Regions from separate parts of the Homo sapiens genome. Here region 2 is linked to region 1. A link is a loop called in an ENCODE intact Hi-C map of the cell type or tissue named here. Cell type or tissue: heart left ventricle. All regions are shown on one strand.

Region 1 (8,000 bases):
GCTGCCCCTCACAGACCGTTGGTTGATTGGCAACACTGAACAGGTTTTTAAAAAAGATGGCAACACAGAAAAAAACAAAAACCCAGACAGGGAGATGATGTGGGGAGAGAGCATGCTAGGTCAGATTTTTTTATATACCTAAACAGTTTGATAAAAATTTTAAATGAATCTCCTAAAATACCATATATACTTTCCAAAAAATGTGACCATTACCCTACCTTAAATATAAAGAATAAGTATTAAAGAAAAATGATGCAATTTTTATGAGAAAAGGTTTATATAATCTACTTTTTGTACATGGGATATATCTAACAGATAAAAAATAATTGAACTTATTCAATCAAAGTAAAATTCACTTTATAAGGAATGGTGAACGAACAGTTTTACTTTTAATGGGAATTATGTTTAACAGATGATCATACAGTCTTTGAAGATATTAAATTCATTTACATTTCTCTCTATATTAAAATGTCAGCAAATGTAGAAGCAAATTAATGAAAGTATCTGTCTAAATGAGTTAATATTCTTAAAGCACTTAGAACATTCCTAACACATAGTATAACTCTGTTAGGTCAATCAGTCAATCACATGGGCTCTAGTAATTGAAAAGCTCCTTTTTAAAGCTTTATACTGGATACTAAAAGCTTTCTTTTGTCATGATATATTTGAATTATCAACTTTTTCTTCAATACTTTTTATATTCACTGTGCTAGGAAGGCCACAAAATAAAAGGATTACTTCTACATTTAGTTCAGTTGAAAAAGAGCACCAAAATATGATTTGAATGTTACATATAGTAATGTTTCACTATGTGTATAATGATTGAGTAAATTAGGTAAATGATAAAATATTGACATTTCTAACATTTTAGTACCTCAGTGTTCTGTACTACAGTCTCCCATTGTTTTTCTCAATGTGAAAATCAGAGCAGAAATTAAGGAACTTCAGCATTATAGGTAATATTCTCTTTTTTTAAAGAGGGTCTGAGGTCTGTTGGTTTGAGGGTCGTAGGTGGGTGTGATGGGTACACAGGAGTTAATTTTATTATTATGCTTTTATAACATATATTATTCTTCTGTATACAACAACGATTTCATAATAGAAATTGTTTTTAAAATAGAAAGTGTTAAGAAAAGCTATTCGCTGGTCGGGCGCAGTGGCTCATGCCTGTAATCCCAGCACTTTGGGAGGCCAAGGTGGGCCAATCACAAGGTCAAGAGATCGAGACTGTCCTGGCTGACACAGCGAAACTCCGTCTCTACTTAACATACAAAAAATTTAGCCAGGTGTGGTGGCACGCGCCTGTAGTCCCAGCTACTCAGGAGGCTGAGGCAGGAGAATCACTTGAACCCGGGAGGCGGAGGTTGCAGTGAGCCAAGATTGCGCCACTGCACTGCACTCCAGCCTGGGTGACAGAGTGAGACTCCATCTCAAAAAAAGAAAAGAAAAGAAAAGCTATTCCCCAGTAATACCAAAAACTAATTAAATTATTTATTGTGAAATTGTTAAACTTGTCCACATAAATAATATTTTATGTTAAAGCAAATATTTGTGATAATCTGAACTTTTTTATATAAAAATAAACATTTAAAATTAGTAATTGACTAGTACACTTAGATGAAGAATTAATTAAAAATAAATATAACAAAGTGGCCATTTGTTTGCATCTTCTTCAGATGATGATCATCACTATATAAGTTATTTCTAATAAATTTGAGCCATGGTTATCTTCTCTGAGTACATATGTTTAAGTTTTGCCTGTTTCTTCAAAAGATATATTGAAACATTAGTTGTGATTATACTGTTAAGTGTCATTTTCATGGTATAAACTATTCATATTTTTTTCTTTTTGGAAGAGTCAGAGTGGATAATCAATACGCCTCTGTGGCCTTGTGATAGACTGGATGTGCTTAATCGACATAATTTACTCTGTACAATTGCACATGAAATCTTAGCCAAGAGCCTTTATAGACAGACATTTGAAGTTTTGCAGAATCTACCAGGTTTTCAAAATTCCCAAGGTATGTTTTTTAAAAGTCTATCTTAATTATCTCTTGCCCATCTGGTGTTTAACTGTTAATAAGAAATAGTTATCCACCTGTTTTGATTGAGTTTTATATTCCAGCATATTTTTTAATGAAGTAGTTTTCTGTAAAATATGTTCTCTGCAAATTGAATATACTTTCCTGATGGTTTAAAAAAATCTGAGATGCTTATCTTTGGGTTGTTTGTCAGCAGTTCCTAAGACAAGCATTTTTATCATTCCCTTTTCCCTACTTCTGTCAAGTCATCAGCAAACAATATGTTTAAATGCCCTGAGCAAGCTTTTTCTCTTATCACTGAATAAATACAGAACTTAGTTTACATTACCTAGGAACACAGGTAAACTTGAAAGAAATGGAGGAAGTGAAACAGATGCCAAGTTCAAACGCCAATGTGGGAAATGGTAGTCAGTACTCTTGAATGTTGGGTGTCCATGAGCAAAAGCTTTGGGTCAAGAATGAGCTATGTGATAGGTTCAGAGGATGACGAAAACGTTAACCTGAGGGCCTCCCCTCAGTACTTTCATCGTACTATCTATAAATTTTCATTTTTCCACTTAATTCCACTGTGCTCCTGTATTGTAATGAGCATTCTTATCTGTTTCTCCTTATACAAAGTGAGCTCAATCAGGATGGTACTATTTTCTTTACCTTGGTATTCCTGGCCCAATGGCTGCTATCTAGCAATCTCTTAATATACAATTAGTTGGTAATGAAACAAAGTAGTAATAGGGAGATTGGACAGATAGTTGTGCCAGATTTTGGAAGACCCTAAATGTCAGGCTAAAGGAATTTTCTTCTCTGTGTATAAAAAGGGATCACTAGAGTTTTGGGTCTAGGGAGTGATATAATGAAATTGGTGTTTCAGGAAAGTTCCTCTGGCAGTAGTGTTTAGGAAAAGACTAAAAGTAGAGAGATTAATTTCCTGATAAGTCCTGGATAACTAAAAGATTCTAAAGCAGTAAGGAACTACAGTCTAGCTCACAGACCCAACTGACTGAATATAGGGAATAAAAGAGAAGTCTCTAAGATGACTTCTCTTTCTTCTAAGAATAACTGAAGGAATAGAAAATCCATTAAAGGATTGTTTTAAATTTGGCAGTAAATATTTATTAGGGGATGATTTGTTTTTAGTCAAGGGATATATAAGGCTAAGGTCTGAACTGTAGATATAATACAAACAGAATTGAGAAATTATTCAAGACACTACAGATACACAGTTACATGTGGGAATCAAATACAGAGGTCTTAATGCATCCTCTGAAATTTTTGTCAAGCTTCTTTTTATCTTCTCTATTGCAAAGGAAGTTAATGGTTTTTCTTTTGTCAAATGCTTTTTCGTTTCTGACTTAGAGAATATGTAAGATAGGTTGGGCGCGGTGGCTCATGCCTGTAATCCCAGCACTTTGGGAGGCTGAGGCAGGCAGTTCACTTGAGCCCAGGAATTTGAGATCAGACGATATGGGCGTGTTCAGGGTGGTATGGCCATAGATGAGCCCAGGAATTCGAAACTAGTCTGGGCAACATGGTGAAACCCTGCCTCTGCAAAAAAACATAAAAATTAGCCAGGCCTGGTGGACCTGTAGTCCAAGCTACTTAGGAGGCTGAGGCGAGAGGATGACTTGAGCCCAGGAGGTGAAGGTTGCAGTGAGCCAAGATCATGCCACTGCACTCCAGCCTGGCTGACAGAGTGAGACCCTGTCTCAAAAAAGGAGAAGAAAAATAAAGAGAATATATAAAATGATTGCATTTTAGTGACTGTGAGTCCTATAATGGGTAAGAAAGGGTGAAGGGGAGGAGAAAGAAAAAGGAGTATGAGATGGAGGTTTGAGACACTTTAATATAAATGAATTTTATTATATCATTTTTTTTATTCCAGAAACTGTGGAAGTCTCACAATATAGCCTTCTTTTTAATAAGCTTCTAGGTTCCTGTATAGAAAGCAGTAGTCTTGGTATGTCATCCTCTGTGGCAGAATTCATGATTTCAAAGAGCATCCCTATTGATTTTTCCTTTCTCAGAAGATTAATTACTTCTTTAGGAAGGAGTCGTTTATGGCTCAAAGCCAGAGCCCACTACAAAAGTAAGTTACATTTAAAATGTTTTAATATATTGGTTTATAATTGTATTCTCTAACCCAGAATTTATAATATATAAGATTAGATATTTATATGTATTAAAAGAGCAGTAATACATATTCAAATGTAGTGGTCTCAACAGATCTGTGCTCTCTTTTGAAACCTATTGTTTCTCTTCTGTTTCCAGTTGCTTTCCTTATTTCCAATGTTTGCAATTTCCAATCTTTATTTCTTGCACAGTAGCCTGTCCGCTAGAGGGCGAGCAAAGGGAACAAATGACAGGATAGAACCAGTTTGGCATATCTTATAAATAATGCAAGCATAAAACAAGTGGGTAGAATGAAGTTTAAAGAAGATCTGTTTTTATTTATCTCTGCTATATCCCTAATTGTTATAACTAAAAATATTCAATAGCAGGTCACATCAGAAGCATAAAGGCTGTCATAACAATGCAACATAGTATATGTTTTTCACATGGCTTTTAGTAATAGAACTTTGTTAATCTACTTACAGCTGTTGTTCTCTAACAAATAAGCCTGGAAAACTAGTGCTTTCTCTAGTCCAAGCCACCTCGCAGGTATTTTAATTAGAAAGTAATTCCATGTACGTTCTAGATCTAGAAAAGCATTGTTTTTTCTGCCTTCATGCAGTAATTTGTCTTCAGCTACCATTTCTACCACTATCATGTATATAACAAATATTTGAGTGCCTACTCTGTGTCACCCCGTACCAAATGTGTCAAATATCCTAGCCACTACTACCTGAGCTGGAAGTGTTTTTCAGGTGGCCAGCTGTGATCAATGCAGCAGGTGGTAACTTTTTTTCCCCAACAAAATGGGAAAGAAAATACTAGGGTACATTACAGGTAGTAAGTTTAATTATTTGATAAAATTTTCATTTCAGTTGCATATATGCACGTATGTATACTGGGTCATTATGCAAAATGTGTTTCTTGTAGGTTATAATCAAAAGAAGTTTTGAAAGCTGAGTTTTCTTAAAAAGGGTGATCAGAAATTTAGAGGAAAGATAGAATTGTTTGTTCATAACACCTAATTTCAATTGTGTGGTTATGTTTCAACTCTTTATACTATTTACCTTCAGACTTCTAGAAACCATACACACACACATATATGTGTGTGTGTGATTTTAGTTTCTAGAATTGAAGTTAATGGGAATAATTTCATATAACTGTGCAACTGGGGGGAGATGCCATCAAAAGGTGTTTATATGCCACAGGAACAAATATAAGCTCAGACATTTAAATGAGATTTTTATAAATATTTCTATTTTTTAGTTGGAAATAAAATTTTATATTAAAGCATCTAGACTTAATCATTTACTTTAAAAATTTTTAACAACTTTATAGAAGTATAATTCAAATGCCATACAAGTCACCCATTTAAAGTATACAAGTCAGTGGTTTTACTATATCTACAGAGTTGTGTAACCATCACCATAATCAACTTTAGAATATTTTATTCATACCAGAAAGAAACCTCATATGCATTAGCAGTCACTCCTCATTCCTCCAAATCAATTCAGCCCTAGTAAGAATTACTTTTAAAGATTTTTTTAGCAGTGTGTTAAAGCAATTAATGCCTGTGTACAATACAGTACCTTTGTTATTGGAACTTTTCCTTTTATCTAATCACATATTCCTTATTTCATATGCAGTGTAACTTCTGAGACTTATGCAAGTGAGGTTACGGGATAAAGAGTATTTTTGTTTTTTAAGGAATGTACTTGAATTATAAAACCATGAATAAAAATGAGTAATTTACAGCCAAGTGAGTAATTTATAGCCACTGATCAGTCTTCAAAACATCTCATTTTCTAACAACATTGACATTAAAATTATATTGGAACTCCTTTTGGATTTATTTTCAGACATAGCTTAACCCTTGCAAGAAGAGCCTTTCAATGGTATATAATCGTGTCTAGTAGTACTTTATTTGGGACTTAACGCTGACTTTCTTCAAGGCACTGTTAAGACTTGGTGCCAGTGCCTTTGTTTTGACTTTTTTTAAACTTTTTTTGTTTTAATATTTTTATGGCTTTATTGAGATAATTTCACATATCATGAAATTAGTTCACTTAAAGTATATAATGCATTCATTTTTGGTATAGTCACAGAGTCATGCAGCCATCACCACCATTTAAGTTTAGAACATCTTCAACACCTCCAGAAAAAGAAACCTTGTACACATTAGCATTTATTCTCCATTCCCTGGTTGTCTCCTCTTCCACCCTAGTCCTAGGCAACAACTAATTTATTCTCTGTCTCCATGAATTTGCCCATTCTAGACAGATCACATAAATGGAATCATTTAATACATGTGTTTTAGTGACTGGCTTTTTTTTTTTTTTCTTGGAGACGGAGTCTCCCTCTGTCACCTAGGCTGGAGTACAGTGGCGCAATCTCGGCTCACTGCAACCTCCACCTCCCAGGTTCAAGTGATTCTCCTGCCTCAGCCTCCTGAGTAGCTGGGATTACAGGCACATATCACCATGCGCAGCTAATTTTGTATTTTTAGTAGAGATGGGGTTTCACCATGTTAGCCAGGCTGGTCTTGAACTCCCAGCCTCAGGTCATCCATCCACCTCGGCCTCCCAAAATGCTGCGATTACATGCGTGAGCCACTGCACCCAGCCATGACTGGCTTCTTATACTTAGCCTAGTGTTTTCAAATTTCAGTGTTGTAGCATGTATCAATACTTTGTTCCTTTTTATTGCTAAACAATATTCTATAAAATGGAATCTGTTTATTCATTGGTTGATGGACATTTGAGTTGTTTTCACTTTTTGGCTATTGTGAATAGTGCTACTTTGAATATTCACATAAGTTTTTATGTGTATATATGCATTCATTTCTCTTGGGAGAATTGCTGACTCATACAGTAAATCTATATTTAGCTTTTTGCCAAACTGCCAAACTGTTTCCTGAAGAAGCTGCATCATTTTATATTTATATTCCCACCAGCCGTGTACGGGATTTCCTGTTTCTTTATATCTTCACCAACACTTGTTACTGTGTTTTTTATTTTAGCTTTCCTCCTAGTGGGTGTTAAGTAATGTATCATTACAGTTTTGGTTTTCATATCCCTAATAACTAATGATGTTGAGGACCTTTTCATACAGTTATTGGTCATTCGTATATTTTCTTTTGAGAATGCCTATTAAATCTTTTGCCCTTTTTTTTTGATTGGGTTTTTTTGGTTGTAAGAGTATTCATACATACATACACATGTACATATGCATTTATATACACTCTGGATACAAATCCCTTGTCAGATATATGAATTACAAATATTTTGTCCATCCTGTGAGTTTTCTGTTACTTTCTTGATGGCTTTCCCTTGCTTTCATGCCAGACTAATCAGGAGGAGGTTGTCCAGGGACAGCAGAGTTTCCTTTCTCACGCTCCTGATTTGTTCTCCTTTGTCCTAAAAATACTGCTTTTCTCTCAGAACTGAGAAGTCAAGAGAGAGATGTTATTAGTGTATCTTTCCATTACTTTCTCCCCAAAATCAAATGTGAGTATTTTTCTTCTCACGTTTCATTTTGAGTGAAAAAAAAAATCGTATTAGTAGATTTCTAGTTAATTTTTTATTTTCTGCTTTTTAATTCTGGTAAGAAAAGTTAAATAAGAATGCATGTAAATTATACCTACCAAAAACTAGTAAAGTTAATGAGTTAACAGTTTGTTGCTCCTGGCAGTGACCTAGGGAGGTGGGAATACCTAGTGGTTAGGAATCCAAAATCTGGAGCCAGAAAGTGGGCACCCCATGCAAGCTTAGAGAGCCTGAGTGCTTACCAAAAGCCCCTCGTCTATAACATGGAAGTAATTGTACCTAATTTCAAAGGTAGCATTTTGTCAAG
Region 2 (8,000 bases), 120 kb after region 1:
GGACCCTCCCTGGGTGGGTGAGCAGGTATTTACATGATAAATACTCAAGCATTTTTATCTCCTTAAGCATTTACATATCTTCCTCTACAGTATACCAACGAAGTTCTCGCATTTCAACTCATTCAGTGCAGGTTATGTTTGCATTCGTGTTTTTTTTTTCTTTTGGAGATGAGTTCTCACTATATTGCCCAAGCCAGTCTCAAACTCCTGGCCTCAAGCAATCCTCCCACCTCAGCCTCCCAAGCTGGGATTACAGTGAGTCCATATCTCAACAACTCAAAGCAAATGAAGACAGCCATTCTCAGCTTCTCAAGTTAAAACAATGAACCACAAATCTCTGCTTAATTATCCCATATCGAATAATTCAGCTTGATCTGACTTTATATTCCTTCCACGATGATCCTGCACCCTTGTTACCGCAAAAGGTTCCCAATCCAGACCCCAAGAGAGGGTTCTTGGATCTCGCACAAGAAAGAATTCAGGGCGAGTCCGTAAAGAGAAAGCAAGTTTATTAAGTAAAGGAATAAAAGAATGGCTACTCCATAGACAGAGCAGCCCCGAGGGCTGCTGGTTGTCTATTTTATGGTTTCTTGATGATATGCTAAACAAGGGGTGGATTATTCATGCCTCCCCTCTCCAGGCCATATAGGGTAACTTCCTGATGTTGCCATGGCAACTGTAAACTGTCATGGCACTGGTGGGAGGGTAGCAGTGAGGATGACCAGAGGTCATTCTCATCACCGTCTTGGTTTTGGTGGGTTTTAGCTGGCTTCTTTACTGCAACCTGCTTTATCAGCAAGGTCTTTGTGGCCTGGATCTTGTGCCAATCTCCTATCTCATCCCGTGACTTAGAATGCCTTAACCGTCTGGGAATGCAGCCCAGTAGGTCTCAGCCTCATTTTGTTACAGGAAAGGGGTCCCGATCCAGACTCTTAAGAGAGTTCTTGGATCTCGTGCAAGAAAGGATTCAGGGCAAGTCCGCAGTGCAAAGCAAAAACAAGTTTATTAAGAAAGTAAAGTGGTGAAAGGACAGCTACTCCATAGAGTAGGATGGAGTAACCTCTAACCTGAGGTCAGTCAAGTGTCCTTGCCTTTTATTAAGAGGGGCCTCTAACTCACTCTGTCTTAGGAGAAACTCCAACTCCCCTAAGTTGGGCCTCTAACCCAATCCCATTTGTTACTCGGGTACCCCATCACTTACCCAAAGTCGTCCAATCAGTGCTGCAGTCTATTTCTTTGGGGTTGGGGGGATTTCTTCAGTATCATCCTTTCTGTGGTTTGCCAGAAATATGTTACAGGACCCCAACACTTACGCAAAGGTAGCCGTTGGGTCAACGTTTCTGCACTATAGTCCCTTCTGTGGTCACCAGAAATATGTTACAGGAAAGGGGTCCCAATTCAATCCTAGAGGGTAGGAATGCCTAACTTTCTGAGAATGCAGGCCAGTAAGTCTCAGCCTCATTTTCCCAGCCCTCACTCAAAATGGAGTCGCTCTGGTTCAAATACCTCTGACACTTTTACCCAGCCCCTATTCAACATGGAGTTGCTCTCGTTCCAATGCTTCTGACGCTATCTCTACAGATTCCCCAGGTTTCTATAAAAATTGGCAAAATTATGCAATTTGGAGAGTACTGTATCTCCTCAGTCACATTTTGCACTTCACTTTTTTTTTTTTTTAATTGAGACAAAGTTTCACTCTGTCGCCCAGGCTGGAGTGCAGTTGTGCGATCTCGGCTCACTGCAACTTCCACCTCCTGGGTTCAAGTGATTCTCCTGCCTCAGCCTCCCCAGTAGCTAGGATTACAGGCACACACCACCACACCCGGCTAATTTTTGTATTTTTAATAGAGATGGGGTTTCACCATATTGGCCAGGCTGGCTGGTCTCAATCTCCTGATCTCGTGATCTGCCCGCCTCAGCCTCCCGAGTAGCTGGGACTACAGGCGCCCGCTGCCACGCCCGGTTAATTTTTTGTATTTTTACTAGAGACGGGGTTTCACCGCGTTAGCCAGCATGGTCTCGATCTCTTGACCTCGTGATCTGCCCGCCTCAGCCTCCCAAAGTGCTGGGATTACAGGTGTGAGCCACCGTGCCTGGCCAAAAAAATAATTTTTTTAAAAGGACTCCAGGCAATGATAGACTGGATTAAGAAAATGTGGCACACATACACCATGGAATACTATGCAGCCATAAAAAATGATGAGTTCATGTCCTTTGTAGGGACATGGATGAAGGTGGAAATAATCATTCTCAGTAAACTATCGCAAGAACAAAAAACCAAACACCGCATATTCTCACTCATAGGTGGGAATTGAACAATGAGAAAACATGGACACAGGAAGGGGAACATCACACTCTGGGGACTGTTGTGGGGTGGGGGGAGGGGGGGAGGGATAGCATTGGGAGATATACCTAATGCTAGATGATGAGTTAGTGGGTGCAGCGCACCAGCATGGCACATGTATACATATGTAACTAACCTGCACATTGTGCACATGTACCCTAAAAGTATAAAAAAAAAAAAAACAAGGACTCCAGGCATGGTGGCTCACACCTGTAATCCCAGCACTTTGGCAAGCTGAGGCAGGTGGGTCACTTGAGGTCAGGAGTTCAAGACCAGCTTGGGCAACATGGCCAAACCTTGTCTCTACAAAAATACAAAAATTAGCTGGGTGTGGTGGTGCACGCTTGTAGTCCCAGCTAGTCAGGAGGCTGAGGCTGGAGAATCGCTTGAGCCTGGGAAAGTGGAGGTTGCAGTGAGCTGAGATCGTGCCACTGCACTCCAGCCTGGGTGACAGGGTGAGACCTTGTCTCAAAAAAAAAAAAAAAAAAAAAGCAAAACGCAAAAAGCAGTGGTGACCATAGGTCATGAGCAACGTCAGCGGACTTTTGGAAGACATATACCTCAGGGAAGGCCATTACATGTTCTTCAGGCAAAAGGTGGTTAACTAACACTCAAAGTCTCATTGTGACCCTCCCTTCTGCTCCCTGCCCCAGCATTAGTAGCTGGGACCTCTCCACAGAAGCACAGATCCAAAGGCCACAGGGCCCCTCCCTGAGCACAGACACTATGTCAGCCCAGCAGTCCACTCCTCCACCATAGGTCTGAGTTCAGCTCCACAAGGTCCCTCTTCCAATCTCCCACCTTTCAACAATTCTAGCCACGTCTCTTTGTTCCTGCTTTGCACTTTGCTCCACATGAGGTGGGATCAATAAACTACCATCACTCAAAACTGGTTCGGATGTTGAAACTGATGACACTGCAGACACCAAGAGGTTATGAAAAAGTTTACTACTCACATGAGGCCTTCTAGGGAAAGCAAAGCGGGCACCCACGCCAGTCTGTTGGGCTTCAGTGAAAGGACGAACAAGTGGCTCTGGTTTTTGTTGTGGTTATGAGAGCTCAGTGCATTTGACAGTCAGGGTTTGCACAGTTTGAACTTCCCCTCTGACGCAAAGAGGAAGTGGCTGGGCTTTCTTATCAGCTTGTCCAGATCCAGGCAAACTGAGGGGGAGAGCTTGAATGCTATTAGCAGACAAACGTCAAACATGGGGAGACTCTATTCTAGCTCCCCCAGTCCTGGGGTGGCAGCTGCTTAGCAGTTGCTACCTCCAAGACACCTTGGCATTTTCTTCTTGCCTTTTTAGCTACTTAAATATAGTACACTTCTTTATAAGGTCTTTGCTAAAATAACTGGTGTGGTTTCTGGCAACTAAAACCTGGCTGATATAAAATCTCCTTGCTGTTCTTAGCAGGGTTAACATTAACTTTAAAAGGTGTGGTAGCTGGCATACAAGTATTTACTCTCCTTTTCCTCATCTAATAAAGTAGAATGAAAAACATCTCCATCTTCTGGATCCCATTTCTTCATTAAAATTATGAGTTTACAGCTTCTGGCTTCACTTGTTATTTATTAAGCAAAATTAAGGAGATTTAGGCAAGGAGGAGCTTATAATTTCCTATAAAGTGCATGTCTTGGTGACTGTGCGTCAGTATATAGAGAACATCCTCATTTTTAAAAAAACTGTGGCCTGGTATTTCATCATAGATGTACTAGAGTTACTTAAGCGTTCGTTTACTAATAGCCATTTGTATTGCTCCTGTTACCAGAAAGCGGTCGTGATCCAGTCCCCAAGAGAGAGTTCTTGGACCTTGCTCAAGAAAAGAATTCGGGCGAGTCCACAAAGTGAAAGTAGTTAATATTAAGAAAGTAAAGAAATACAGAATGGCTACTCCATAGGAAGAGTAGCCCCAAGGGCTGCTGGTTGCCTATTTTTATGGTTATTTATTGATTATATGCTAAACAAGGGGTAGATTATTCATAAGTTTCCCGGGAAAGGTGTGAGCAATTACCAGAACTGAGGGTTCCTCTCCTTTTTAGACCATATAGTGTTACTTCCTGATGTTGCCATGGCATTTTTTTTTTTTTTTTTTGAGACAGAGTCTTGCTCTGTCACCCAGGCTGGAGTGCAGTGGCACCATCTTGGCTCACTGCAACCTCCAACTCCCGGGATCTAGAGATTCTCCTGCCTCAGCCTCTCAAGTAGCTGGGATTACAGGCACGTGCCACCATGCCCAGCTAATTTTTGTATTTTTTAGTAGAGACAGGGTTTCACCATGTTGGCCAGGCTGGTCTCAATCTCCTGACCTCATAATCCGCCCGCCTTGGCCTCCCAAAGTGCTGGGATTACAGGCATGAGCCATCGTGCCAGGCCTGCCATGGCGTTTGTAAACTGTCATGGCACTGGTGGGAGTGTCTGTTAGCATGCTAATGCATTATAATTACAGTATAATTACAGCAGTGAGGACAACCAGAGGTCACTTTCATTGCCATCTTGGTTTTGACCGGCTTCTTTACCACATGCTGTTTTATTGGCAAGGTCTTTATGACTGTATCTTGTGCTGACCTCCTATCTCATCCCATGACTTGGAATGCCTAACCTCCTGGGAATGCAGCCCAGTAGGTCTCAGCCTTATTTTACCCAGTTCCCTATTCAAGATGGAGTCACTCTGGTTCAAACGCCTCTGACACTCCCAATTTTTGCAGGTGAGGAAATGGAAGCCTTGAAAGATTAGGTGGCTCACTCTAAGTAACATCATGTACCTGGCAGGGATTTCTATAAAGTCATAAGATGTCAGAGACTATGCTTAAGAAATATTTTTACTTTGAAACACTTTAAGCAAACAGTTAAAAAGTACCCACCACACTACCCTGTAAAAATCTTAACATTGTGATGCCTCTGCATCAATTTTTAGAAAAAAACAAAGAAAACACAACTGAAGGCCCCATGTACCCTCCCCAAATCCATCAGGTCTCCTGCCTTAGGAAGGCAGAATGGTGACTTGCACACATCGTTCCAATACATGATTTTATACTCATTTCATATTATTTGAATCCACAGAAAATAGATTACTGTGCAAAACAATAACACTTTCTATATGTCCACAAGGCTTACATGCTAGACACTATTCTAAGCATTTTACATGCATTACTTCATTGACCACCCCCCCACCCACAATCACCCTGTGAGATTGCCACTACTATCCCATTTTACAGAAAAAGTGAAAAACAAGTTGAAGTAACGTGCCCACAGGTACACAGTATGCTTAACTTTACACTAAGGGTACCTTGTATGTAGCTTCACCAACTTTCTCAGCATAATTTTTCATCTATCTGTGTTGAGACGTAACTCTTTCATATTCACTTTCCAAGGACCAAAAACAACCCATTTATTTATCCATTCTTCTGCTGATGAAATGCAGGCTTTTCCCAATCTTGCTACCTAAACAATACTTCAGTGAAGTCTTAAAATCATTCTCTGTTCACATGGCACTTCTCTAGGATGCATCCAGGAGTAGTTGCTGGGTGGTTAAGTGCACACAACCTTCCAAGATTTTGCAAATTGCCTGGCACAATATTTCTCACAATTTCTACTCATAAAGCAGTGTGAATTATCGTTGTTCCACGCACTTACCCACACTTGGGCTTTCAAAAATGTGCCAGCTTTCTGAGTGTGAGATGGTCTGTATTATTTTACATTTCAGTCAGTCTTGGTCAGCAGGGGTGGGGCAGACCACACTGAACAGGTGACAGAAAGACCTTCAAATACCCACTCCAGCCATCTGGCTCTCCTCAACCCCAACTTCAGTTCCTCCAAGGGAGTGGGGGAAAGGTGGGAAGGGTTGGAAGGAAACTGAATGTTCTCCAGGCCAGGATGAGATGCAAGATGAGACCTGGTGCTCAGGGCAATCAGAAACTGTCAACTGAAGCCAAACAGCTCAGAACCACCCACAGCCGGGTTCCTAACCAGCAGGTGTGTGTTTGTGGGTGGCTTCCAGTCAACATTTCACCCCACAGCCCCTTAAAAAAAACCCAACCCTGACTCAGCCAAACTAAATTCAGCTTCAGATTCCTTAACAGAGGTAATTTTGTGCAAGATATTTTCTGCATGGCAAACAGATAAATAAGCACCCAACCCTGGCTTCCAGAGTGCTTGGTCTGGCTATGGAGATGGGCATAACCAAAAACACAAACATCACCTGACATAGGAACCAAGAGAGGTGGGGCCACGGGTTTAGAGGCACAAGGGTCAGACAAGGTCAGGCCTTGAAGAATGAAGAGCTGAACTGGCAGAGAGAGGGGTGTGGCACTCCAGGTGAAGGGAGGCAGCACAAGGCAGAACACTCTGGGGGGCTGGCATGGGGAAGGGACAGGAAAGCCAAATCCAACATTGATTCTGCCAAAATCTTTAGTAGTTAGCACCAAGTAGTCAGGCTTCTACTTTTTTTCCTTTCAGCTAATCTGAATTCATTAATATTTATATAATTATAGTACTTATAGAACTAAAATTATTTGAAAACTCAGGTTATTGGACAAATAGGTTCAGTATAATCCCAAATATAAACAGCTTACTTCAGGATAAAATAATTTCTGTTCTTTTGGCCGGGCACAGTGGCTCACACCTGTAATCCCAGCATTTTGGGAGGCCGAGGCGGGTGGATCACGACGTCAGGAGATCGAGACCATCCTGGAGATCGAGACCATCCTGGAGATCGAGACCATCCTGGCTAACACAGTGAAACCCCGTCTCTACTAAAAATATAAAAAATAACCCAGGCGTGGTGGCAGGCACTTGTAGTCCCAGCTACTGAGGAGGCTGAGGCAGGAGAATGGTGTGAGCCCAGGAGGCAGAGCTTGCAGTGAGCGGAGATCGCGCCACTGCACTCTAGCCTGGGTAACAGAGTGAGACTCCGTATCAAAAAAAAAAAAAAATTCAGTTTTTCACTTCATTCTTTGCACATTTTAAAATTTGATTAGAATGTTTAGAAATAAGCACATTTCATTCTATAAAAATGACAGGTCAGGCACAGTGGCTCACGCCTGTAATCCCAGCACTTTGGGAGGCAGAGGTGGGTGGATTGCTTGAGCCCAGGAGTTTGAGACCAGCATGAGCAACATGGGAAAAAAAAATAAAAGTTTTGTCTCTACAAAAAAATATAAAAAATTAGCTGGCAGGGTGGCACACACCTGTAGCCCCAGCTACTCGGGAGGCTCAGATGGGACCTGAGCCTGGGAGGTCAAGGCTGCAGTAAGCTGTGATCCTGCCACTGCACTCCACCCTGGGCAACCCTGTCTCAAAAAATAAAAAAGACAGTAAAAATATCCCTATACTGGGGCAGGAACTTTACAAGGTATCCTGTGGCAAAGGGAGCAGAGATGGGGGGAAAGGGGTGCTAAAAGTTTGATTGGAAAGGGACTTTTCCATGGTTACAACACCAACTGACATGGAAGCTGCACCTCTGAGAGGGCCCTGGTCCTAGAGGTCAACCACCTGATGGAGAGCCTTGGTAAACCAAGCCCTCTTTCACCAATCTCAGGAATCAGGTAGCACAGCCAAGCACTCTAACTTCACACATAAGGAAATTGATGCAGAGGTTCATTGACTTGCTCAAGATCAATCCTGCCAAGAAAAGGCACACCATGCCTGGAACCCAGATC

Evidence for each region. Peaks named below come from ENCODE experiments on the same cell type or tissue, not always from the same donor. Only the 100,000 strongest peaks of a DNase experiment are listed, where the experiment ranks them.
Region 2: a loop joins it to region 1, with 4 times the contacts of the local background. A loop is called at or near these places in 27 of 110 quality-filtered maps.

Annotation. Positions count from the first base shown.
Region 1 is chr3:44,319,171-44,327,170 of GRCh38, forward strand. It overlaps TOPAZ1 (testis and ovary specific TOPAZ 1), which reads left to right. Exons shown (of 20, transcript NM_001145030.2): 17 at 1,857-2,021; 18 at 3,922-4,125. LOC105377055 (a long non-coding RNA gene) reads right to left here. Exons shown (of 4, transcript XR_940782.4): 4 at 5,521-7,590. Among named protein-coding and RNA genes, the nearest start is that of TCAIM, 16 kb to the right of the region's middle. In heart left ventricle, a CTCF peak has its summit at 4,377 (motif pointing right); no DNase peak of the experiment used is centred here; H3K27ac peaks cover 937 bases.
Region 2 is chr3:44,436,497-44,444,496 of GRCh38, forward strand. It overlaps ZNF445 (zinc finger protein 445), which reads right to left. Exons shown (of 8, transcript NM_181489.6): 8 at 1-8,000. It also overlaps the pseudogene C3orf86P. Among named protein-coding and RNA genes, the nearest start is that of LINC01988, 13 kb to the left of the region's middle. RefSeq lists a silencer at 4,898-5,104. In heart left ventricle, no CTCF peak of the experiment used is centred here; a DNase peak (open chromatin) is centred at 3,335; H3K4me3 peaks cover 1,867 bases; H3K27ac peaks cover 2,727 bases.